Regions from separate parts of the Homo sapiens genome. Here regions 1, 3 and 4 are each linked to region 2. A link is an interaction called in ENCODE POLR2A ChIA-PET data of the cell type or tissue named here. Cell type or tissue: MCF 10A. All regions are shown on one strand.

Evidence for each region. Peaks named below come from ENCODE experiments on the same cell type or tissue, not always from the same donor. Only the 100,000 strongest peaks of a DNase experiment are listed, where the experiment ranks them.
Region 1: POLR2A ChIA-PET joins it to region 2 with 11 read pairs; 5 of 35 experiments call an interaction of 5 or more read pairs at or near these places.
Region 3: POLR2A ChIA-PET joins it to region 2 with 14 read pairs; 10 of 35 experiments call an interaction of 5 or more read pairs at or near these places.
Region 4: POLR2A ChIA-PET joins it to region 2 with 28 read pairs; 7 of 35 experiments call an interaction of 5 or more read pairs at or near these places.

The regions. Positions count from the first base shown.
Region 1 is chr16:53,078,490-53,083,489 of GRCh38, forward strand. All of the region lies in intron 1 of CHD9 (chromodomain helicase DNA binding protein 9), which reads left to right. Among named protein-coding and RNA genes, the nearest start is that of CHD9, 26 kb to the left of the region's middle. In MCF 10A, no CTCF peak of the experiment used is centred here; DNase peaks (open chromatin) are centred at 2,012 and 2,362.
Region 2 is chr16:53,206,521-53,211,520 of GRCh38, forward strand. CHD9 (chromodomain helicase DNA binding protein 9) reads left to right here. Exons shown (of 39, transcript NM_001308319.2): 3 at 2,962-3,293. Among named protein-coding and RNA genes, the nearest start is that of CHD9, 150 kb to the left of the region's middle. RefSeq lists enhancers at 1,315-1,904, 1,905-2,492. In MCF 10A, a CTCF peak has its summit at 1,429 (motif pointing left); DNase peaks (open chromatin) are centred at 1,421 and 1,901.
Region 3 is chr16:53,129,113-53,134,112 of GRCh38, forward strand. The region is part of intron 1 of CHD9 (chromodomain helicase DNA binding protein 9); the gene reads left to right. Among named protein-coding and RNA genes, the nearest start is that of CHD9, 77 kb to the left of the region's middle. RefSeq lists silencers at 1,272-2,001, 2,332-2,591. In MCF 10A, a CTCF peak has its summit at 1,490; DNase peaks (open chromatin) are centred at 1,559 and 2,619.
Region 4 is chr16:53,097,229-53,102,228 of GRCh38, forward strand. The region is part of intron 1 of CHD9 (chromodomain helicase DNA binding protein 9); the gene reads left to right. Among named protein-coding and RNA genes, the nearest start is that of CHD9, 45 kb to the left of the region's middle. RefSeq lists enhancers at 1,642-1,771, 1,730-2,929, 1,832-1,881, 1,972-2,051, 3,002-3,101 and a silencer at 2,592-2,701. In MCF 10A, no CTCF peak of the experiment used is centred here; DNase peaks (open chromatin) are centred at 1,843, 2,643 and 2,793.

The sequences.
Region 1 (5,000 bases), 130 kb before region 2:
CCAGAGCTATGAGCCAAATACATTTCTGTTCATTGTAAATTACTAGTCTGTAGTATTCTGTTATAGCAACATAAAACAGACTAAGTATTATTTGATCATGTCTACTTTTTTTCTTTTCCTGCCTGTGCCCATAATAATCTTTTAAAAGAAAATAAAATGAGCCACATCTGGCATAGTCAACTTGGACTATACAGAATTCCTAGCTCCCCAACTCCCTTGGTCCCTTAAAGACCCTTACTGCTTCCCTCCCCACTTCCATTCCCCTAACTCCTCATGGCTCCTGGCCCAGAAGCAGATTTGAGGAGAAGTCTGTGTGGGTCCTTTCTCCCCTTAAATTAATGCAAGATAACATTGTGCTTTGCCAATTCAGAGAAAAGCAAGAGGTCTGAGGCACTGTTAACATTGTATCAGGTGATGCTAACCAGCATCACCAGAGTTATCTGCTTATTTACCCGCCTCCTGCCTGCAGAGGTCAGAGGTTGCCTGAATATGGCATTATGTCGTCTTTGAAAGTGAAGCTCCCACTCTGCAGCTCCTGGGAAGCATAAATCCTAGGTTGGTTCAGCAAGATTTGATGACCATACTTTCAGTATGGTTGTTTGGCTAGCGTTATACATACAGGAGCCTTGGAGTATGAAGGGACCTGGGAAAGCTTTTCCTTCTCGTACCCCTCAAAAGATTTTCCTACTGGTCTGGTCCATCTTTGGTGGCAAAACTTCCACCATTGGCTGTTCATGCCATTGGGCTCCCAGATTGCTTTCTATTAAAACTGCAAAATGCATGGTAAGCTGTGGTCAGCTTGGATACCTCCACCCCTAGAGCTGTATATTGCACACGTTAAGTGCTCACACAATGTTTGTTGGATTGAACCAATGACTTAGCATAAAATGCTTCAACAGATGACGTTCTAATCTGACATCTGGCCAGAAACACTTCTAGAACTGAGTTATGTTTAGGCACTGTGGTATAATACAAAAATATATTTGGTCTTTGTCTCTGGTTCCTGGTACACAGCTCCTACATCCCTGGGAATTTTCTGAATGGTAGGAATATCTTTTGTTATTCATAATAAGCCCCTTTCCATTATACCTCAGTTTATGTTAGTGGGGTGTCTTTTGGTTGGAATCCTAGATAGCCTCAGGGTATGGCTGGTCACCAAAAAGACCACACTGGAACTTTCAGTACCACCTACTGACCAGCCCCTCGAAAGGGGCTGGGGGTGCAATGCTGGAGACTAAGCTCTATGAAAACTCTTGAACAATGAGATTTGAGGAGCATCTGGGTTGGTGAACACTTGGAAGAACTAGGAAGGTGGTGCTCCCAGAGAGAGCATGGAAGCTCTGTCTAGCCCCACCATACCTTGCCCTCTGCATCTCTTCATCTAGCTGTTTCTGACTTGTGTCTTTATAGTAAACTGGTAAACATAAGGAAAGTGTTTCCCTGCATTCTGTGAGCTTTCTAGCAAATTATTGAATCTGAGGAGGGGGGCATGGGGACCTCCTGAATTTATAGCTGGTTGGTCAGAAGTCCCAGAGATCCGGGACCTTCAACTGGCATCTGAAGTGGGAGCAATCTGTGCAACTAAGCCCTTAACCTGTGGAATCTCCAGGTAGTTAGTGTCAGAATTGAATTGCATTATAGGACACCAGCTGGTGTTGGAGAATTGGTTGGCATGGGGGAAAAGACCCACACATTTGTTAACAGAAGTATTCTGTGGGCAGAAACAGATCTTAGGAGACATATTTTGGCAAGAAGGGTTTTTTTCTTTTTTTTATTAACCACTTTTTCTGGTTATCCCTTCCCTGTAGCCTACTCACACGCCCATCAACATGGATAACTGAGAGGCATACGCAAGGTGCGGCAATCAGTTTCTAGTACAGCAGTTTGTTATTACAGTTGCTCAAGAAATATGTGTGCTGGGAAAATAAGGAGTGTCACTCTACACCTCCAAGGGGGAGACAGTGTTTGTCTAAACACAGGTCTTTGTCTCTACAACATGCTACCCCACCCACCCCTGCTGCCCAAGTAAGCTGGGCTTTTTGAGTCATTCGTGATGTGTTTTTGAACACAACGAGGGGGAAGAGCTCCCACAGTCTGTTCAGTTCTTGCTACAAGAAATACAAGCTGGGTTTGACTGAATGACAAAAAGAAATCTGTTGAGCCAGGAAGCGTAGTAAATACCGTGACTCTCTGCAAATGCGCACAGCCCAAACAGCTTTTTCCAGTCTGGAAAAATGAAGAGATTTGTCTGTGCAAAAACCAGCCAAGTCTCCACCCCTCTCCCTTTCTACTCCTCCACCCCCACCTCCTGGCTAGGCCTTCCACCCTGCCCCAGACATTCAGTCATCAGCTTTCATCCTCTGTGACTTGCATTGCCCCAGGAAATAACATGCCCGGCTCTGGGGAGATACACCAGCCTCTCCCAAGCATCTTTCAGGGATGTCTGTCTGGTTGGGTTTTGCCAGTCATCTCTGACCTTGGCCAGTGCTGGCTCACAGCAAAGTTATTCATTACGCAAAGTGGGTCTGGTGTCTTATTCCTTGTTTATTCCCTTCCTTCTCCTTCCCACTCCAGTCTTCCCCCTTTTGCTTTGAAAGAAGCTTTGTCCCATCCCTACTTCCATCAGGCAGTGTTTAGAGAGAAGATTTGCCAAAGATGAGATTTTAAAAGCATTTGCTCTCAGCTAGTACAGGGCATGGAGGCAGGATGGAAAATCTCCCAGGGACTGTCAAAGGCAACCAGTTCAGGACAGTCTTTGGTGGATACAGAGTTTCTAGATGGGAGGGACTTACAGGGAGAATCTGGTTCTGCACCTTGTCTTAAAGATACATTTGCATAACAACTATGCAGTTTTCTCTTTGATGGTATGTTTTGGGAGGTGGTAGCTGGCAAAGACTATGGGGCAATAAAGCACCCACCCAAACCACTGGAGCAGTGGAGACAACACATCAAACCTGCAGTTCATTGTATTGGGAAGGGCACTGGAATTGGAATCAGAATTTCCATGAGTTTGAACCCTGGCTCCTATGAGTAGGCGTGTCTTATTCACCACTCTATCCACAGTGCCAAGCACAATCCTGCCAACAGCAGGTCAGCAGGTGCTCTTTTTTCCCCTCAAGTTGGGGGTTTGCCCTGTTGCCCAGGCTAGAGTGCAGTGGCATGATAGTGGTTCACTGCAGCCTCAAACTCCTGGGCTCAAGCAATCCTCTTACCTCAGCCTCCCAAGTAGCTGGGACTACAGGTGCATGCCACCATGCTTGGCTAATTAAAAAAAAATTTTTTTTTGTAGAGATGGTGTTTCACTATGTTGCCCAGGCTGGTAAGTGATCTGTTTATATTTGTCAAGTTTGTGAATGAATGAATGAATGAATGAATGAATGAATAAACCAATAACCTTGGATACTTTTCCTCTTTGAGCCTCAGTTTTCTCCTCTATAAAAACAATATTTAAAAAAGTCTAACACCTACTCTGCCTACCTCACCAGGTTAGTGTGTATGTGTGTGTGTGAGAGAGAGAGAAAGAGAAAGAACAAAATGTATGAATGTTCTTTGTCTCCTGCGCACTGGAATTTAAAAGTCACTTTGTCTCAGGCTCTGTGCTTTAACCTTGGTGTTGGTGTTCCATATCAGGAGGAAGGACTATTTTCCAGTGTCTGGTAAACACTTAGTTCTCCATCCTGTATTCTAAGTATCTTAAGGACAGGAGAACATTTTATTTATTTATTTATTTATTTATTTATTTATTTATTTATTTATTTATTCATGTATGTCAGCATCTTGCCCTGTCATCCATGCTGGAGTGCAGTGGCGTGATCTTGGCTCACTGCAGCCTCAACCTTCCCTGCTCAAGCCATCCTCCCACCTCAGCCTCCTGAGTAGCTGGGACTGCAGGCCTTTGCCGCCACACCCAACTAATTTTTATATTTCTTTGGGTAAAGACAGGGTTTCATCATGTTGCCCAGTCTTGTCTCAAACTCTTAGGCTCAGGTGATCTTCCCACCTCTGCCTCCTGAAGTGTTGGGATTACAGGCATGAGCCACTGCACCCAGCCTATTTTAAATGCTTTTAACCGATTGGTTTAAATTTGAGAACAAAGAATTTTAAGGTTCTCAGCCTCAGCTTATAGCCACTGCCCTGTTGGTCCCTTACTTGGCCCCAGAACCCTGGAAACCTTCCCAGGACAGAGCTTGCCTTACTTCCAACCACAGATCTTCATCAGGTGCAGGAGGAATTCGACCTTCAGATCTTTGCCCATGCACTTGGCTCTGCCTGAAGCATTCTCTTTGCTTTTTACCCGTCCAATTCCAGCACATCCTTCAGATCCCAGGTTAGACTCCCTTCTTCCAGGATACGTTCCCAGCTCCTCTCTGCCCTGTCAGGTAAGCTTCCTCCTCCATGCCCTCCCTCTTTGTGTCCTCTATCTGAGTGCTCACCCTGCTGAACTGTGGTTTCCCATCAGTCGTCTGCCTCCCTTTTAAACTGTGGCCCCCTGAGGACTATGATTGTGTCTTCCTTGTTCATTGATGTAACCTTGGTACATATCACAGTGCCAGGTACCAAGAGGATATTCTACAAATAGGCATTGATTAAGTGACTGGCAACAGTGTGTTGAGGAGATGGGAGAGAGGGTGACAAATCACAAAGGTCCCCATAGGAGGGTATTGTATTTCCTGAAGTATGAGAAACAACACTTCCACCAAAATGGCTTGCATAGCTAAGGATGCAAAGCTTTGGTGCATAACTTGCATAAACTAAGGATGCAAACACACCCCCAGACATTCCTGGACACACCCTACTGTAGGCAGTCATTCATTTAACACACTTGCCCTTGCTCTGAAATTTCTCCTCTTATCGTCTCCTTCCACTCATCTTTCTCATTTCCTGTATAAGGGAATTGCAAGACTAAAAGAATCTAACTGGCAGCAAAAAGATAATGCCAGAGAAAGAGATTATATTGCCACACCTTTGCTTAAGGTTTTTTCCCCTCTTTCTCTGCCTGT
Region 2 (5,000 bases):
CCCCCTTGTCTTTTAATCCCTGCTCCACTATTCAGTAGCTGTGTGATCTTGGGCAAGTCATTTCTCTATCCCCCAGTATCCTCATATAAAATGGGAATAACAGTAGTACCTATCTTACAGGGTTGTTCTGAAGATTGAGTCAATATATAGGAAATATTAGGAATAGTGCCTGGTACATAGTAAGCACTACATTTTAGCTCTTATTGTCATAATGATTTTTGTAATTGTTTGCTCTCTCAGTTCCATTCTGTCTCTTTGTAATGCTACTATCAGAGTATTTCTCTCATTAGCCAGCCCCTTGTCTCCATTATCACTGTTATTACCCTATTATTAATCAGGATTACATTAGTTATTAAATGTAAAATAGAATAATCCCTGGCACTTAGTAAGTAGTCTGTAAGTGTTATCTCATTATTGTTATTATTTTCACATTGATGACATCTCAAGTCAGATCCTTTCCTCGTCCTTACTTGTCCTCTGCCTTTAATCTCTCATGCCATCCAGATGGGTCTTTCTAGAGCCCTGTTTAGATAGTGTTGTTTCTGTTTTGAGGCCTTTGGTACCTAAAAGGGGCAGAGGGGAGAACCCAATGTTGTTTTATAGTGATATCAGATGACTAACCAGGACCAACTGAAAAAATGGCATTGATGAAAGAGGTAAACTTGAATTTTAAAGCAGTGAAATTTTGTTTTAGTGATTTAAGGGCATTGCTTACTAAAATAGAATCAATTTTTATAGAAAGAAAAGTTGTACTGATGTTCAAATTCAAGTTGACTTGCTATGGAACTAAACCTACAGTTTTACCTGAAAAACTCATCAGTGCAGTTAAAATAGAAGGTTAGGAGGAAAGGTCAGAAAGGTTTTTTATGTTACGAAAAAAATGTATTCATCCATGTTAAGACGATGAAACAATTTTAACATTGTTAGTAATCTTTATAAACAGTTCTCATTTGTTCATTTCAAAATTTTAAGCTTCTTTTTATAATTCAAATGAAAATAGCTTCATTTCTGTATTTTCAAAATAACACTGTTAGCTTTTTGTTAGAAAAATTATAAGAAACCTTATCTAACTTCTTAAACTTATTTTGGGTTCATTTGCATGACCTCTTTAACCCTTTGCTAATCTTCAGCTATTTCATATTTTAAATATTTTAGAGTATCTTGGAGAAAAGTATTTTTTTCCAATAAAAATTGCTTTAGATTTTGTTTTTTTAAAATATTGATAGCCACATAATGCCATTTTACCACAGTTTAGTTCTCAGGTGATTTTTTTTTTTAATCAGATTTTTATGTATATTTTTTAAAACTTTACTGCAGGAAATGGCAGAGTGAGAGTTAATGTGTTACATGGAGGGAAGAACAGTCCATTGGGGGTTAAATTGCAGAGTCTAATGGAATAATAACTGGTAGCACCATCTGCTGGCCTACTTCCGCAGAAGGAGTCAGTATTTTTAACGACATCTCTAATATTCATGCTGATGCATTTTGATGCTTTGTGCATTCATTTCTTTCTGTGCTTTGTTGGAATCTGGCTATCTGCTTACAGCTATTGAGGAAACTCAGCTTTTTAGGAGTGTTTACAGCCTTTTTCATACCTAAATAGGATGAACAGTAGATATAAACTTGCCAAGGCAGAAATGTGTTGATAAATCAAAATGTGTATTTGTGGAGGGTTGTGCATCTCTTGGTTGCAGCTTGCTAAATAGGCCATTTAGGAATCTTCTTTCAATGCTTTTTTCTTGAGCACTGCCTGGGGTGGTGAAAAAGCAGAGGGCAAGCCTTTGTCTGACGCCAAAAATGTCTTCAGTGAAGAGGCCAAGAGGAAGGGTAAGTGAAAGCCTGAATGAGTGGGAGGAGGAGGGGTTCTTTGGGCTAAAAGGCTAATGGGATTGAATAACCTTCCTTATTACTGGCTGCTGCTACGGGAGTCGTACTGCATCGCCATCTTGAGCTTGTTGCTGTTTCCTCGAGTCTTGGTTATTTGTTATAGCCTGTAGGCCTTAAGGTGGCATTTTAGTGAGCAATTCTAAACCCTCCTTCCTTTCCCAGTGCTGCAGTGCTGCTATGAAACCTTTGATGAGGCAGGTATAGAAAAAATATCCAGTGAAGCACACTGGAATCAGCATGAAAATGTGTTTGGAAATTCCTGATGGTTTTTTCCTTTGGTATAGTCAGAGGCATGTTTACGGGTAAGAACATAACAAAACTGTGATCTAAGTATATGTGGATGAATGCGTGTTTGAAGAGGAAATTCTTTTTAAAATGCTCTTGATCTGCTTCCTGTGATATTGCTAAATATTAATAATTTTAATGTAAAACTGTAAAACTTGTTTATTTCCCAAATTGCTTGAGCAAAATAATTATGATATAGAAAAAGAAAAAAAATTTTCACATTTAACTCTTTCATGGGAAAACTAAAACTTTCTCTAATTTTAAGTATGAGAATGTCTGTTTACTAACTAGCTATGTTGCTGCACTTAAATATTAAATGATTTCAGGTTGTAGTCGTAAAGCAGAGGTTTTATTTTTCTAAAAGCCATAATAAACTGTATGGAGTAATTCTAAATTAAAATTATTTAAAAATTTATTAATGTTCAGAATTTTGGAGGGAAGAGGAAAGAAAAGACTTTTATTCCAAATGCACAGAATATTTATGGGATAAAATTTGAATCAACTATCTTTACAGGACAAAACTTGAATCAACTAACCAAGAATGCTATGAAAATATCAATGAATCTATATTATTCTTCTTTAACCTTCATTTTTAAAAGTAGCAATTGAGCTGTTTATATCTGTACTAATTTCTTGATAAGCAAAATGTTTTAAATTTGTTTGTAGCACTCACATATTTGCTAATGTAATTTTACCTCTCTAAACATAATTTAAGATTTTCAGATATTTGTGACAATTGTTTTAGATGTACTTTGGTATATTCTATAAAAAATATTTTTGTTTCTGTAGCCTCCATCTTCCAAGAAGAGCGATGGTTCTGGGACATATACTAAGTTGCAGAATACCCAGGTGAGGGTCATGTCTGAGAAGAAGCAGAGAAAAAAGGTGGAATCAGAAAGCAAGCAAGAAAAGGCTAATCGTATAATATCAGAGGCCATAGCAAAAGCAAAGGAGCGTGGGGAACGCAATATTCCACGAGTAATGAGCCCTGAAAACTTTCCTACTGCTTCAGTTGAAGGAAAAGAGGAAAAGAAAGGTAGAAGGATGAAATCCAAGCCAAAGGACAAAGACAGCAAAAAAACAAAAACATGTTCTAAGTTAAAAGAGAAGACAAAAATTGGGTAAGTTGGTTAAGAATTAAATTTAATTCCTTTCAATGTTCTGTTAAAGTTCAAACTGTCCAACCATCTACTTTTGATTTGAGTATATTTACTCCCATATTTGAGTTTTAAATTGTTGGCTACTATGTGTGCTTTATTTCATTGCCGAATGAATTAGATAATATTCCAGGATCTCCCAAATTTTATGGTTCTATGAATGTAGAATGTAGCTTTTTGTATGTTAATATTATTAAAAGGGATTTAAAGTAGTAAAATATTTCAGTATACGAATCAGGAAAAGGATAAAAACAAACAAAATGAAATCCATATTGCTGTGCCAGTTTCATATTCACTTTCTTTACAGAGCATGCATTGAAATTCTTTATAAGATTCTTTTTCTCTTGGTTGTACTTGTGCCTCACTGAGCACTCATAGTTTGGAAACATGAAATGTAATATTTTCTTAATAAAACCACAACTTTGGACTGAATGAAATGGCAAAAAAAAAAAAAAAACACTAATACCATATAAATCAACAATAAGTGGTTGCCAGTTCTTACTGATTTACTTCCATATAGTCTGATTTACTTTACGTAATAAAGAGGCCAGGTGAGGATTAATGCTCCAAGAGAATTATAAGGACAAAGAATTGCTCTAGGAGGATATATTAATCCTATGTATTTTACTGCTTATCCAAAATATTTTCAAAAAATAAAATACAGTAAATGTTATAATTTGCTTTATAGGTGTATTTGCTTAGCATGCAAGGGTAAGCATAACTAAGCCAACATAGTTTAGAATTGTTTTTTCAGGACTGGTTATTTTTGAGGACTTCATGTGGAAATTTGACATAAAGGGGTCAATCTAACTTTTCTCTTTTTCACAAAAAGTCCGCAATAAAGAATGTCTTTATTGTGAAAATCTTCATTTGCTCAGAAATTGTTGATATATTATATAGATATTTAGAACTAATGCAATTTTATAAATCAAATGAATTCTTAGCATTTTAAATGTAACCGCCAAATTATTTAGTTTGGTCCTTATGTCATTCAGGTCCAAACGATTAAATAATATGGGCTCTCTTGTTATAATAGATTAATAATCATATTGATTTTGCATTTTACTTGCAGACAGCTAAAATGAAATTTGAAAGATTTCTACTTCTTTTATTGTTTTTTTAGAGGTTTTAGGTATGAAAGTAACTTATTTTTCCAAAGCTCTGCCCAGTTTTAATTCAGGAAATCCCATATTTAGTCTTTTGCTGAACCAAAATTTAATATAATTAAGGGTTTCCAGTTTTAACTTGTTCAGAGATCTAGACAGAGTAGAATACTATTTGGAAGAGTAACGTTTTGAAAAACAATGCATAAAATGAGGAAATTGGTTGATAAACTTTTAAAAGTTACACTAACCGTTACTTGCCTCAAACTTGGGAAGGAACAGCTAAAGGCAAAAGATACCAGAAGTAAATCTAGTTTAAGAAAAAACATTGTACATAAGAGATAACTAGAAATAATTAAATTAGAAACACAGATTTTTAGAAAAGTGAATTAATATAGTAAGGGGAGTAGTAACACTGAAGCGGAGTACTGACTAGTTTTGTGATATCTGTGTTTTTGTTAGGAGTAGGTAAATTATTCATAGTAAATTATTTTAATATTGCACAACATTGACCAATTTTTCTAGAGGTAGCAAATTCTAGAAAACAAAATCGATAAGAATTGTACTA
Region 3 (5,000 bases), 77 kb before region 2:
ATGTTGATAATTATAGCACTGCTCTTTAATGACCAAGCCTAAGTAATTTTCAGAGGGCTGCATTCAAGAAAACACGAACGTTCTCTATCAGATGATGGGGAGGCCGCTCAAGTTTTTCATTTAAGTGGGATGTCATTCTGCTGTGATGTCAGATAGATGAGATGTTACTGGCCTTAAATTTGACTCAACAAGTTGAATTTGCAAACTAAAGCACTATCCAAATAAGTGGTGTGGGGGGCCCCAGAGATAAACTCTTTCTGTGCATTCTTGGTCTAATATGTGGTTGTTATAAGTATCCTTCAGGGAATCAAAGTTGGAACTGTAACCGCCCTTTCAGCAGGGTTTCTTCCCAGCCCTGTCAGTATCTCAGCTAAATAGAGTTATGCTGATCCACTCTGGAGGGCCTTCATGGGGAATATAAAGAATGAAATTACTTGGCAAATACCACTGTGTATACCGCAGCCATTCCATTCTGGCTAGGCATAAACAAGCGCAGTGTCGCTCCTTAGCGGAGGCTGAAATTCAAGAGATTTCTGTCAACTGTGAACGTGAAATATCACCTGCACTGGATCGGAAATGGTCAACAGTTTTGAACAAACATAAAGTAGGCCGACCGAAGTTCAAACATTTAATTCTTTTGTCTAGCTCACGTTTTCATATGGGTTTTAAATTTTTAATTCGGTAGAAAGCCAGCTAAGGACCTGAAAGGAGGAGACCCTTAGAATTTTAGAGCTGGAGGACTTTTGGACAACTTGTGCAGCCTCTTCCTTTTACAGAAGGCAAAACCAAGGCCCTAGGACACGCTAGGATTTGATGTAGGTCACTCAGTTAATTCGTGAAGGATCGAGAGGGAACCCAGGTTTTCCAGTACGCCCCCTGCTCCTAAACCAGTATCACCCTCCCCCACGGCTGTCTCTCTCTCTTCTTAAATTCTTGCGTTTATTTTTCTCTCCCTTCGTAACTGTGCAATGGAGAACGGGAGCCTGAGCCTCGGGAAGACAGGGTTGCAACCGCAGGCTAGGTGCGCGCTCTCCCCTAGCTCGCGGCGTGGAGCTGGGTCTCCGCGGCGGGCGCCGGCTACTGCAGGTGCTGGCACCTGGGCTCAATCGCAGCATCATCGCGACACGCTCCGTGCTCCCGATTCTACAGCACGGGCGCGTGACACCCGGGTCTCCGCGCGAAAGGAGAACGTGGGACTAAATCCACGGCTCCTTAAGAAGGACGTCTTTGGAAACTCTCGCCCTTCCTCGGCGGACCCGAGCTGCCCGAGAGATGCCCTGCATGTGAGTGACCTCTGCGCCGACCCCGCCACTGGTCAGCTCGCGGCTGGGGCGTGCCCTGCCGGGGCCTGACGTGGCGGCGGGGCCGCGGGGCGGGCGGCGCGAGGGGAGAGGCCGCCGTGAGGGCGCGGCCTGACGTGGCGGCCGCGGCGGGGCTGCCGGGGGAGCCCGGACCACTGCACTGCCCCGCGCTCCGGCCAGAGGGCGCCCGGCCCCAAGCCTTCCCCGCCCCGAGGCCGCCCAGGGCTCCGGGAGTAACCGCGCCAGCGATTGGGTCGGCGGCGCGGCGGGGCCATGTTGGAGCGGAGCAACGACCCCGCCTCGCACCGCCCTCCGCCCTGGGTCGGGCCGCGCCAGGAGGGAAGGGGAGCGGCGAAGGGGACGCTCCCTCTTAGGCAGCCCGACGCGGCTGGAGCCGCGGCAGGAGCGGCGGCGGTCACGACCGCCCCTCCGCGCCCGGGCCAATCAGCGGCGCGGGCACAAATATGCAAATAGCGCGCCGGTGCTGCCGGAGTGCCGCTCGCAGGGGCTGGTGGGGTCGCGCTGGGGGAGTGAACTGGGCCAATCAGGCGGGTGCGTGGCGGCGCGGGGGAGGCGGTGCCCCTTCACTCCTCCCTCCACTCCCTCCCTGCCCCGCGCTGACAGGGGGGCCTGGCCGCGCAGCCGGTAAGTGCCGCCGCCGCCGCCGCTGCCACCCACCGCCTCGGGCGTGGGGAGGAAGCCCGGGGGCACCGCGGGGCAGCGGCCGCTGCTCAACTGGTGGGGAGATGCGGGGGCGGGTCGTGTCAGACGGGTGGTCGCCTGAGGCCGCCCCCGCCCGGCCAGCCGCGAGTGTCAGTCTCAGTCGAGGCGGGGGGCGGCGGGGGCGCCTCAGTCATGGCGAAGCGCGAGAGTCAGCGAGCGGCGGTGAGTACGTGCAGCCGCCGCCGCCGCCGCCGCCGCTGCTCGGCCGGTGGGGGGAGGGGGGAGGGGCAGGCGGGGCGGCGCCCCCGCCTGAGGTGAGGGATCCGGTCCCGGGGCCGGGGTCGGGCGGGCGGGCCCGCGGGGAGGCCGGGCAGGGGGCGCTGCCTGCACGTGCGGCCCAGCCCGCCCGCGGCCCGCCCCGCGCCTGTCATGGCTGCGGGCTGCTGCCCCCGCCCCCCGGCCCACAGCCCCCGGGGTCGGGACACGGCAGCCGCGCCTGTTGCGTCGTGTGGAGGTGAGGGCCGGGCGGCCAGGGCGTGGGAAGGCGGGCCCTCTTCCCCGTCCCGCGCGAGGTCGGGGCCTCCCCCGGGTTGGGTTCCCTCCCGACGGTCGGGCTTCCCTCCATCCTGCAGCCTCTTTCCCTGCCCGTGCTTTCTCGCCTCCGTGAGTCATGACAGGGCGTCCCGCGCGGGCACCCGACGTCCCGGAGCACGGGACGTCCCCGGCGCTTTCCCAGGCCTTGCCTCTCGGTTCCGACCGCAGTGCCTTCCCCGCGATCCTTCACCCCGAGTGCCTCTCCCCGTCTGCAGCGTGGCCCGGACCCCGCCAGCCCCCGTGTGTGCGGCCGCCGTCATTTTCTGGGTACCTGGGTGTGGGACCTGCGGGATGGCTCCAGGGCTCTCTGCGTGGACATCCAGCCCAAAGCCAAGCACTACCCGGAAAGCCCGGGTGTCTCACTGGCTGTCACAGCTGCCAGCTCAGACTGGTTTCTGTTTGTTCTTATTTTTATTTTTAAAAAAAATTTTTTTTGGGGGGGGTGGTTTGCTTTTTTTTCTTTTTTAAGAAAAATAAAACTTTTCAGAACAAAGTAGATGAGAATTTTGTTGTTGTTGTTGTGATATTAACAGTGCTACAGTTACTTTCCTGAAAGTCTGGGATTTGACGCTATTGTGACATTTATTTATGTGAAATATTCATACCTAAGAATTCCCCTGTATTAAATAAAGTTTATTTTCATTAATAAAATTACCGTCAGAATTTAGTTTCTCAATTTTGTATGCTACTTTTCACCTTTTCCTTTTTTCCAGTTCTTAAAATCTCCAGTTCTACTTAACCAGCTATGATCTTAAACGAAAAGAAGGCTTATCTTGTGTAATGTTACCCATTCCCTAGACTCTAGATAACTGTAGAAGTAGTTTTAAAAGAACCACTAGGTCTGCAAACACTTGAATATACAAAAGCTGAACTTAAAGGAGGATTCTGCATTGCAGAGGGAGGAGTTTGTTTTTGTTTTTTGCAATGCAAAAGGATGATCATAGTGTTTCTTTTCCCTTGGGTTTACAGAACGTGAATTTAGAGATGCTGTGTTGTAACAACAGGCCACATGGAGCCTTACGTTCGATATTTGATAAGTATTAAATAAAAGACTTCTATTGCTCGAAGCAAGTTCTGTCTGTATTATGTATCTTCGAAGACTTTCCATTTCTTCTAATTCTGCTTTTTTTTTTTTTTTTTTTTTTTTTTTGGTGTTGAGACGGAGTCTCGCTCTGTCACCCAGGCTGGAGCGCAGTGACGCCATCTCGGCTCACTGCAACCTCTTCCTCCCAGGTTCAAGCAGTTCTCCAACCTCAGCCTCCCCAGTAGCTGGGATTACAGGTGCGCGCCACCACGCCCGGCCGTTTCTTCTATTGCTTTAAAAATTCACGTTATGTAGTTATAGTTTACCACAAAGTATTGGCAGGTCTCTGTCCTTGGAGAGTTTCCTATAAACTATAGACCATATAATGTAGACGTGAAGTCTGTATTACAGACCTGAAGTGCATTGGGAAAAGTGGTTGCCTCCCAGTTTTGATTAAGGGTAACTGTCATTCCTGAACAGTTTCAGGTAAGTATGTATAGTATTGCAGTTAAAAACAGCAACAACAAAAAACCCTTGTGATTAATTGACCAGGAGATGATATCCTAAAGGCACAGGAAATAACATCAGATAAAAGCAATGCTAGTCAAAAACATACTAAGTAAGGTGTATGAGCAGGCTACTTTAATCGGGGGCGGCTCTTAATAGGGAGGCTGAGGCAGGAGAATCACTTGAGCCAAGAGTTCAAGTCCAGCCTGGGCAACTTATTAAGACTGCATCCCGTCTCTATTAAGAAAAAAAAAATTATGATGCTTTTATAACCAGTAAAATCCTCTTCTTGGATAGAGTGCTGGCTAGAGAGAATCGGGACTTTGTCACTTAACTGTGTAGATAATATTAAGTTTCTTGACATCCGTGAGCCTTAGTTTCCTCCTGTGTAAAACTTTGTTTCCTCCAGTTTTACTATTGTAGGATTCTAAGTACCCTATGAGGTCTATCCTCTGAAATCAAAAACTTATGGGGTGGGCAGATATGAATACAGATAGAAAACGGTGTCCATGGAAAAAGCCCGTGACAAGATAAGATTAAGGAAACCATAGAATTTTCAACTTGGAAGTATCTTTAGAAACTTTAATTACAAACTTCTTATCTAATGCAACCGAATGCTTTCTACAAGGCACTGTGCTAGACCTTCCTGGTTTACCTCTGGAAACAGGATAGAGCTGAAGGAGGGGCTCGATATATGAATATAAGAGGCAAGAACTGAAGTAGAAATACAGATTTTAAAGTAAAATCTATTGCATCTATCAATAGTAAAACAAAATTTTGGTACATATGAAAAGTTAAGATTTTCTAAAGATGTGTTTATTGATCGAAATGTCATAGAAAAAAAAGCTTACCTCCGTAAATAACAGAGAAGAAAAATGAAATCCTAGAGAGTCTATAAAGAAAAACTATGA
Region 4 (5,000 bases), 110 kb before region 2:
TAATTGGTTATAATTTCTCAGCAATCATGCAGACTTGAGAACTCTCGCTGTGAGAGATATCTAACTCACAGATTATTCTGAAATGCCAATTCCTCCTTTATCAACAATTCCTCTAACCTCGCTCTCCCTTCCTTCCTTCCTTCCTTCCTTCCTTCCTTCCTTCCTTCCTTCCTTCCTTCTTTCTCTTTCTTTCACAGTCTTGCTCTGTCACCCAGGCTGGAGTGCCTGGGTGACGATCATAGCTCACTGCAGCCTCAAACTCCTAGGCTCAAGCAATCAGCCCCCATCAGCCTCCCAAAGCACTGGGATTACAGGCATGAGCCACCGTACCTGGTCTGTTGTGTCTATTATTGACCCACAAGGGCAGAGATATTTGTATGCTTAGTTTTGTCTGTATCTTTAGTGAATTTAGCACTTAATGTGTCCCTAGTACCTGTAACTGTGTGTGGCACAGAGAGGTAACTCAACAAATATTTATTGAATGAAGAAATAAATGCATGCTTGCAGGAATGGATGAATAAGTGAATGAATCAATGAATACTAAATTGAATAGTTAATGAAAATTGACGATATTATTTTGATTTTGTGGTTTTTAAAAATTTTGGAACCAGGCTGGGTGCGGTGGCTCACACTGTAATCCCAGCACTTTGGGAGGCCGAGATGGGTGGATGACCTTAGGTCAGGAGTTCGAGCCCAGCCTGGCCAAAATGGTGAAACCCTGTCTCTACTAAAAATACAAAAATTAGCCAGGTGTGGTGGCAGGTGCCTGTAATCCCAGCTACTCAGGAGGTTGAGGCAGGAGAATCACTTGAACCCAGGAGGTGGAGGTTGCAGTGAGCCGAGATCGTGCCATTGCACTCCAGCCTGGGGGACAAGAGCGAGACTTCGTCTCAAAAAAAAAATTGGAACCAACTGTTTTTTCAGGTTTCAGACATTTCTGTAAACCAGTAGAAAAGCTGGGAGGCAGACAGGCGTGGTGGCTTACGCCTGTAATCCCAGCACTTTGGGAGGCCGAGGCGGGTGGATCACCTGAGGTCAGGAGTTCAAGACCAGCCTGGCCAACATGGTGAAACCTCGTCTCTACTAAAAATACAAAAATAAGCTGGGCATGGTGTTGGGCATCTGTAATCCCAGCTATTTGGGAGGCTGAGGCAGGAGAATTGCTTGAACCCAGGAGGTGGAGGTTGCAGTGAGCTGATATGGCTCTGCCCCACTCCAGCCTGGGCAACAGAGTGAGACTCCGTCTCAAAAAAAAAAAAAAAAAGAAAGAAAGAAAAGCTGGGAGGCCTGAGATTTTGTGTCTATTATACCTAAGGGATGAAAGAGTCCTGACCTGGAGACCCGAAACAATGTTTGGCTGCTTTTTTCTTTGTCTCTTGTAAACCAACATCAGCAATGAGCAGGCCACCTCAAGTGTGACTCAATCAACGCGAGGCAGGAGGCATGCAAAACAAAACAGAAAACTCCTGGCAGCCTTAATATAGCGATTTTTCTAGCAATCTACATGACTATCCAGGCCCAATGCACCCCATTACATATGCAAAACATCTGACGTTTGTGTAACAAGCCCTTAACCCCTGGCTGTTATTCTTATTTCCAAACTGGGGTGCATCATTAGATAAATGCAGAAATCAAGAACCGTCGCTCCTAGTCAAGCGTCTGTGGCTCAGTTCTCAGAGCCAGGCCAAAGGAGTAATTATAGCTTTCCTCTATAGTGTACGGGGCAGGAGGCTGATTTAATAAAGGAAGCCTACTGTCTGTCTCCAGCCTGGCTCTGACTCATGGAACGAGGGAGTCCCAGAGCACTACCCACAGAGGGTGGGTGGTGAGCAGCTGAGGGTGGGAGGTGAGGGTGGCCGCTAGCAAGGCCTGGGCCCAGAGCCCTGAGAATGAGGAAACTCCCTGCTTGGCCAGGAGGAACCTGCAGCTGGAGCCAGAGGAAGTGAGGCTCAGACAGAGCAGCTGCTGTTCCAGCAACAGCAGCAACTGCCGCACCCTTGAAAGGAGGCCCCTGCCGTGTGGACCCGTAAAATAAAATGGGTTAGTAATTTTCATATTCAGAATTGATTGGGGGAAACGATCGAATTGCTTCTAATGGGGATGGCCACCTTTGTGTGCTGTACCAGGGTCTTTGGTTTCTTTTAGGGGCCTGGGTCGATGGAGTCTGGAGTGATGAGCGTTCGGTTAATTTGGTTTCTCACTTTGGCAGCTAATTAGGTCTTCACGACCACAGAGAGAGTTCTGAGCTGGGAGTGGTTTCAGCTACACCGAGGGGGACGGCCCGCTCTGGAATGGATTTGTGTTCCACCTTAGATAGGTCACCAGAGGTCATCTTATCCTTCCTTCTGCCTCCAGCTGCTTTCTCCTTCCTCCCCTGACAATCAGCCAGACAGAGGCAACCTGACCTCTTCCTCCTCCGGACTCCTCCGGGCGGGAGATTCGGCTCCACCCCTTCCCTTCCCGCTGAGTCACACACCTCCCAGTCAGGTGATCCTCCCCTGGGCCCTTCCGAGAGCACCTTGACCTATATTCCGTTCTCTCCATGACAGCAGACTCTAAGAGTCCCGGGAGAGAGCCCGCCAGGCCAGCTGGCGTGGTGCCCTGGCAGCCCCAGACTGCAGACCAGGCGCCCCGGGCAGCGGGAGGGGGTGCTCCCACCCCAGAGGCCTGGAAATGGAAAGTTAGGAGGCTGGTGGCTGTGTGCAGGGCGGGGGAGGAGGAGGTGGGGAGTTGAGTCAGCTGGGAAAGCTGACAGCCACTGGCGGCCGCGTGCTTCCTCCCCTCCCTCTCTGGGCTCCTCAGCTCCCTGCCAGGCCCTGACCAAGCAGGCTGCAGGGGATGAAGCGGTGAAGGGCAGATGCCATTGTGGCTGGGTGATACTGCAGCCCACGGGGAGAGGTGAGGAATTGTGCAAATAATGGGATAAACCTACATGACTCACCCGGAGAATGTGAGCCGAAGAAAACTTCTCCTGCCACAAGGACCGAATTCCCATTCCCAAATTATCCACAAAATGGCCCCTACTTATTTTGTCTATGGGTTCTTTGTGCAGTTGCTGCCTGTACAGTCTTTGTGTCCTCTGAATGTGAGGAGAATAGGGCTGCTATGGGAAAGGAAATTAAAAGAGAAGTGATCCTTGGGTATCACACCTGTAAAAAGCGATATTAACTGAAAATCACTGTTCCTTTTGAATTAGAAAGCACTCTGAATTTAGACTCATTCGTCTTTTTTTTTTTTTTTTTCCAAAAGACAGGGTCTTGCTCTGTTGCCCAGGCTGCTGGAGTAAAGTGGCTGATCATAGCTCAGTGAAGCCTGGGACTCCTGAGCTCAAGTGATCCTCCCGCCTCAGCCTCCCAAGTAGTTGGGACTACAGGCATGCACAACCATGCCCGACTAATTTTTTAATTTTTTTGTAGGGATGGAGTCTCACCATGTTGTCCAGGCTGGTCTTGAACTCCTGGGCTCAAGCAATCCACCCACCTTGGCCTTGGCCTTTCGAAGTGCTGGGATTACAGGCGTGAGCTGCCACCCCCAGCTTGAGTAGAATCTACCTTCACAAACACTTAGAAGCTCTATGACATTGGCAAGTCACTATAGGCCTCTGTCTCCAATCTGTAATATGGGGATTTTTAATAAAACCATCCTACTACTACATCAGATGGTGTGAACATGAAATCAGATGATGTGCATAAAACATGTTATTATATATAATTATGTGTAACTATATAATATTTTCTCTAGATGGCTATGTCACTGCCCTGTACCATCTGAAAGGGTTGTTTTACTTGTTCACTGTGCTCATGATAGAAGAGCCTGCCTCTGGGTGTGTTCACAAGTGTAAATAGAAAGCTGTAGCCTCTGGCTACATTAGGATTTACTGCATCTAACAAGCAGCCCCACATAGCTTGTTTACACATTACCGACAGATTAGGTGTACATCATCTTATTCCTTTATATCAAGAAAAGCAAGTTTATCATAAGATGGATAAAAACCTGCTGACTGGAATAAATCTTTTTTACTCCAATCTCACATTTTTTCCTTTTCTTTTTTTTTTTTTTTTTTTGAGACAGGGTCTCACTCTTTTACCCAAGCTGGAGTGCATCGGTGCAATCACAGCTCACTGCAGCCTCAAATTCCCATACTCAAGTGGTCCTCCTGCCTCAGCCTCCTGAGTAGCTGGGACCACAGGCATGTGCCACCACACTCAACTAATTTTTAAATTTTTTGTACAGATGAGATATCACTAAATTGCCCAGGCCGACAATTTTTTAATCAGGATGTAAACTTATGAAGTTACTGCCTGGTGTACAGTGGGTGCTAGATGGTAGGGTAGGTGCAAGTTAGATAAATGGAAGGAAAGAAGAAAGGAAGAAGGAAAGAAATTAGGCAACTATAGGAGCAAAGCTGGATTTACCAGGAAACCTCAGGGCTCTTCATTTGCAGGTGTCCCTTACAAGGCCTTGTACCTAATTTTTAATTCATAATAATGTATTCCTTTTCTAAGGAGAGTACCCTAGTATTGTATACACTTTAGGCCACACCATACTTGGATTTGAGCCTTTACAAGAGGTCTGTGAGAGACCCAACCCTTGTTCTTGTTTAAGATTTTTAAGCACAAGTGAAAATCAAGTGGTGTCAGGGAGTTGGGCATTTCCATGTCGTCTCCATCATGAACTCCACATCTGAAATTTGTAGAGAGATCATATGTAGGCCAGGTAAGGACAACAGTGTAAGGAATGGGTCGTAGGAAAAAAGTGGAGGTCAGGAATGTGTAGAATTGTTGGGCCGCTTCCAGTTGATTTCTGTAATCTACTCTCATACTTCAGGGCTATTAAGTTTCCAGAAGGTGTGAATCTGGGTGATGCTGGTTGCATTGTACTGGGCAATGGAGAAACAGTGGCTTGCAATCTGGAACTCTCTGCCTAGTCCTGGCTGGTCTTCACTAGGACTCACTCACTAACTAGTTGTTTGGCCTTGGTAGGAGTCACTTCACCTCTTT